2 separate regions of the Homo sapiens genome follow, and region 2 is linked to region 1. Evidence: read pairs that join two places in POLR2A ChIA-PET (ENCODE). Cell type or tissue: IMR-90. All regions are shown on one strand. Each heading gives the region's core, and the rest is flanking DNA. Links, peaks and the distances in the headings are about the cores only. Region 1 has its middle 18 kb from the start of ZWINT. Region 2 has its middle 110 kb from the start of IPMK.

Region 1 (2,927 bases), core at 333-2,832:
ATAATATTGTTTACAACTATGTAATAAGAGCCACTGTAAGACAGTATATAGACAGTGGTATGGGAAAGTAGAGAAGCAGCATTTAGATAACGTCCAGTGGCTGTCAGGATCACCAGGAAAGGACTTTCAGAACTGATATCAAAGCAAGGGATGGAAAATGAGTGGTATTTTTCACATAAGTATGCAGGTTTTGATGACATGATATTTCAGTCAAAAGGAAGAGCATATGACAAAGGTTAAGGGCAACTGAAAGCAAGTTTTACTTTAGGGTAGGGGGATATAGGTAGAGGAAAATGGGAAAGTGAGGAGGGGAAAATAAATAGGAAAACATTTTTAAAAGTCATAAACAGTCATTAACATGTAGGAACTAAAAAATTGTTAAGAGAGTTTGGTGTCTCAAGCATTCACTTAATAGACTGTAACTTTTTTATCTGTTTTATTCACACTCTATACCATATTCTCCACATTAGTACAGTGTGTTGCACACACTAGATGTTTAATAAATATGCATGGAAAGACTTAAAGCAATGAAAATATACAACCAGATTTACATTTTAGAAAGCTCTACTTATCTTTAGGGAAGGGATTATAGAAAGCTCTCAAAATATTAACCCTGAACAGTCTTCCAGCTTGCATCTGAAGAGCAACCATGGTGCCATATATACTCATGAAGCATACTATATATCTATGAAGGATAGTGTACATAGCTATGCCTCTAGCAAAATGTTTTAATGTCACATTTATACATTTTCTTTATTGAAAATTTTATTCTGAATTCTGAAATTTGTTTAACACTCTTTATATAAGTTCCTTAGTTAAGTTTGGGTCAAGAGAATAAACATATGCACCCTCAGCATATCCCTAGTGACTTCTTACATAAAAAGGTTAGGTGCTAATGGAACATCAACAAGGCAAAGTATATCAGTTAAATGAAATATCCTTTAGACTGGGAATAGAAGTTCCAATAAAGGCACAGACTGCATTAACAGTTGGATAGGCATTAACTATGACACGTTTGTCCTTGATGTTCAAAGATAACAATCACTGGGTGGGTTTCTCTCAACATGTGAACTTATTTGGAAAACCAAAAGTATGTGACCAGCTGCTCACAGGTGAAAGCTGTGTTGAGCCTTTCATTTTTTGGCAGCTCAATCTTTTTGACTCATGCCCTACATATGCCATTGCTTCAAAAAAATGTACAGAATCTCCTATTGTTTTACACCAATTCAATTGACTTGCTGCTGTTACCTACTACTGCACAGCTGTGTCACAGGGCTTGCATGCTGCCTCAGAAGCTACAACTATAAGCTTAATAGCAAACCACTTTTAAATGGAGCATCAATTATGGCTTTCAGAGAGACTATTTAAGACCCAGAACATACGTGACTGAAAGGGATAACAAATTTTCATCAGAGCCTTTTATTTTATAAATTAGAAAATATAGGTGTATAAAACTTAAACTCATTACCAAAATTATAAATTGGCTAGTAACACAAGTGAGGCTGGTGTCTTTTCCAATATATAACATTGTTATTAAAATAGTCCATTAACAACAGCAATCTTTCTTTCCTTTTCTATTTTCTTCATTCATGACTTCTTTTCTTCTTCTTTCCTTTCTTTCTTCTTTCCTTTTATTTAGGCAACCACTTAACTTGTTAATTCATTTACTTATAATTTACTTTCCAAGCACGTATTATGTTCTAGGTTCACTGCTAATTTTGAATGATATAAAAATATGTTATAATGACAGCTATAAATAAAGTTTCAGAAAGAAGACGGTGTTGATTCACTTTTTTCTGTTCCTCTTCTCTAGGTATAATTACATACTCTGCAAATTATGTAATAGACAACAATAAACGGATTCTGAAAGCTGAAAAGAAGGCAGACAGGCTAGACACTACAGGACTTGAGAAATAATAATGTGATGAGTTCCCTGAGATATCTTTTTATTTTCTCTATATTCCAAGTATTGGAAAGGCCTGCAGCAAGGAACAACCAATAGGCATAGAATAAAAAAAGGGTAAAACTTGCTCTTTTTGACCAAAGGTCTGGCAGAGTAGAAGCCAAGAGACCTAAGGGGATTGTTAAGCATTTTCCACAAAGGAGGATTCTGTTAATGATCAAATTCATCAACAGCAGTGAAACAGTGAATCCTCAGCCATCTCAGCCTTTGCTACATGACTCAAGCCAGGTGGGTGTTATGATCTCCCAGCAGCTGCAGAAGTAAAGCCCTAGTTATTCAATCCGCATTCTGGATCCAGGGCCCTGAGAGTGGCCCCATCTGCTCACAGCTACAACAATAGCAAACCCCTGTGTCTGCTTGGTTTCCACCCAGTAGTATAAAAAGACAAGATTCAGGGGCTTCTAGCTTCACCCCAGAAGACTGCCCAGTGATCCTGCAGATAGCACCAGTTGGGGGGATTCAGCAGGAGGAGCTCCAGCAGCATGAGAAAATAGAGCAGCCAAGAATAACATTGAAAGGGTTCGGGAACTAAACTTTATGAGAATGAAAGCTCACAGAAGTAGAATGGAACTGACACATTAAACTTAAACTAACTTCCTGATAAAACAGAAGACTTAGATAGAAAAAAAGAATTACCTAACAGAATAACCAAAATGTCCAGGATACAATAAAACATCACTCATTATACTAAGAAGCAGGAGAACTAAAATTTAGTGAGAAAAGATAAGGAATGCCAATATGGAGATGAATTGGAGTCATTTGGGGGAGAATTTTAAAACAACTATCATAAAACTGCTTTAGAAATCTCATGGAATTTAGAAGACCTCAGCAAAGATACAAGTCATACAAAATAACTAAATGGAATTATGTAGCTCAAAATTCCATCACCGATAATATATAGACACCAACAAACCTCACTTATGTAAACTGATATATAACAAATACATACGTATAATATACTTTA
Region 2 (2,927 bases), core at 243-2,742, 1.8 Mb before region 1:
GATGCCAGGTGGTCTGAATTAGGAGATCTGGAGGAGCCAGTTGAGAAGCAGATATAGGAACCAGATGGGAATGAAATGCAGGATTCTCTTAGGTCATTTGGACTGGTATAACAAAATATCATAAATCAGGTGGCTTATAAACAACATTTCCCACAGCTCTGGAGCCTGGAAATTCCCAGATGAAAGTGCTAGCAGATTCAGTGTCTGATGAGGACCTGCTTTTTTGGTTCACAGATGGATTTTTCTTGCTGTATCACGATGAAAGGGGTGAGGGACCCTCTGGGGCCTTTTTAATAAGGGAACTAATCCCATTCATGAGGGCTCTGCCCTCATGACCTAATCACTTCCCAAAGGCCTCCAAATATTCTCACATGGGGAATTAGGTTTTAATATAGAAATTTGATAGGTGGGAGATGCACAGATTCAGATCACAGCAAGATCCATTTCGTGGCCTGTATAGGAAACTCCTTTTACATGCACCCAAGTCAAGACCATGGGAATTGCATGTAGAGGATATTAGGTTCATATTCATAAGGTAGATGCTTCTTTTCCAGACAATTGGAAGTTCACAGTGTGCTTGTAACCCTTCAAGTTCAGATAAACAAGAGTCAGAGGGCCAAGAGAGAAGGCTAGAAGACAGAGCAATTCAAGACTTCCAGTATGGAAGCAGGAGCTCACTGGAGAAGATTCTCTACTTCTGAGATCTGCTTGGTAGACAGCAATAACCAGACTCCAGAGGACAAACTATGCATGCTCAGGGGCCTTCCGCTGGCTTCCCCAGTTGGGGCAAATTATTTCTCTTCTTTTGGGTGGGAGGAATTGAGGAGAAGAGGAACAAATGGCTGTCAGATTCACTATTACTTAAGGTAAAATTGATGGTGGAAGTTTCTATTTCATGAACCAATACAGAACAAAGAGAAAGAGAGGGATTCCTCCTGTTTTCTGAAGCAGAGCATCTGAAACCTAGCTGGCCATCAAAATCCATGGGAGTTTAAAAAAATTACAAGTTCTTGGGCCTCACCAAAATCATACTCAGATTCAGATTTTCTAAGGTGGAGGCTGGGAGCCTGTGTTTTTGAAAATCTGACCTAGAAGTTCTGATGGTTAGTCAGGTGTGGGAACCATGACTTAAACTTGAGAACTTCATCTTCCTAAAGCTTTTTCAAGGGATTCACATGGCAGAAATACATTTTGTCTGCTGGAAGGAAATAGTCTAATCCATCCGAGTTTAAAACCACAGACAATGGTTAGACTGACTTTTAAATTAGATGGTCTTAAACTGCTTTACAAACTGTGCTTGCAGATGTTGAAATCAACATCTGGATGCATTATTACTGATATTGTTCAACCTAGTAGAAAGGAAATTCAATTATTGTACAGTGGTCATGTTGCATAACCAGAAGGAGTGTGGCGTGAGACAATAGTGAACACACATTGTTAGAATCATGGCAACCGTCCCAGGCTTGCGGATATCAGTAATGGTCGCCTAAGAATGGTTTTGTGGTTTAATTTCTCGTCATGGCACTGAGTCATGCTGTCAGCAGTATTTATACTACTGGGAAATAGCTAGGCATTATAAATGACTGTTTTGGAGACAAAAAGTGAAGTTGTTCAGTTTCTAATTTAAGTTTAAATGGCATTAGATTGCCATATACATACATACATATATATATATATATAAAATTTTTTTTTCTATTGGGCTAAGGACTCTACTACCGTCAAGGGAGAAATACAACATTATACACAGTGTAGAGGTTACAAGCCCAGATTTTAGAGCAAACTACAGACTGCCTGGGCTCAGTACTAGCTTAGCTACTGACTTCTGGGCTGCTGATCTATTGTCAAATTGGGTCATTTGTCCAATAATGTGCTCCCTATTTTGGGTTTGGCTTATTGATTCTTCAAGGTGTTGCTCGGCTTGTCCCTAGACCCCCAAGTTTTCTGTAATCTGGTAGTTAAATCTGTAGGCTTAACTTTTAGAAAAAAATTCTTCCTACTACCACATTCTTAAAGATTCAAACATAGTATTAGCACCTAAATTTATATCACTATTTTATAACAAGTTTGCATCATCTAGTTTGTAACTTGAACTCGGATGCACTAATTTACTGCACAGTTTGGTGATGGAAGGAGAAGTTCTCCTTACAAGATGGCATTTATTTGAAAGAAGAAAGATTTTTCTCATGGGATCTCTTACCAACTTATCTAAATGCTTATGTTAGGCAGGGGAAAAAGGCAGAGGAAAATTTTTATTATTATTATTATGCTTTAAGTTCTAGGGTACATGTGCACAATGTGCAGGTTTGTTACATAGGTATACATGTGCCATGGTGGTTTGCTGCATCCATCAACTCATCATTTAAATTAGGCATTTCTCCTGATGTTATCCCTCCCCCAGCCTCCTACCCCCAAAACAGGTCCCAGTGTGTCATGCTCCCCTCCCTGTGTCCATGTGTTCTCATTGTTCAACTCCCACTTATGAGTGAGAACATGTGGAGTTTGGTTTTCTGTCCTTGTGATATTTTGCTAAGAATGATGGTTTCCAGCTTCATCCATGTCCCTGCAAAGGACGTGAAATCATCCTTTCTTATGGCTGCATAGTATTCCATGGTGTGTATGTGCCACATTTTCTTTATCCAGTCTATTATTGATGGACATGTGGATTGGTTCCAAGTCTTTGCTATTGTGAATAGTGCCACAATAAACATACGTGTGCATGTGTCTTTATAGTAGCATGTTTTATAATCCTTTGGGTATATATCCAGTAATACGATTGCCAGGTCAAATGGTATTTCTAGTTGTAGATCCTTGAGGAATTGTAACACTCTTTTCCACAATGGTTGAACTAGTTTCCACCCCCTCCAACAGTGTAAAAGCATTCCTATTTCTCCACATCCTCTCCAGCACCTGTTGTTTCCTGACTTTTT

The links. ChIA-PET counts read pairs that join two places held together with the same protein. Peaks named below come from ENCODE experiments on the same cell type or tissue, not always from the same donor. Only the 100,000 strongest peaks of a DNase experiment are listed, where the experiment ranks them.
Region 2: POLR2A ChIA-PET joins it to region 1 with 5 read pairs; 2 of 35 experiments call an interaction of 5 or more read pairs at or near these places.

The regions. Positions count from the first base shown.
Region 1 is chr10:56,377,679-56,380,605 of GRCh38, reverse strand. No RefSeq gene overlaps it. Among named protein-coding and RNA genes, the nearest start is that of ZWINT, 18 kb to the right of the region's middle. In IMR-90, for the core only: no CTCF peak of the experiment used is centred there; no DNase peak of the experiment used is centred there.
Region 2 is chr10:58,156,104-58,159,030 of GRCh38, reverse strand. No RefSeq gene overlaps it. Among named protein-coding and RNA genes, the nearest start is that of IPMK, 110 kb to the left of the region's middle. In IMR-90, for the core only: no CTCF peak of the experiment used is centred there; a DNase peak (open chromatin) is centred at 1,470.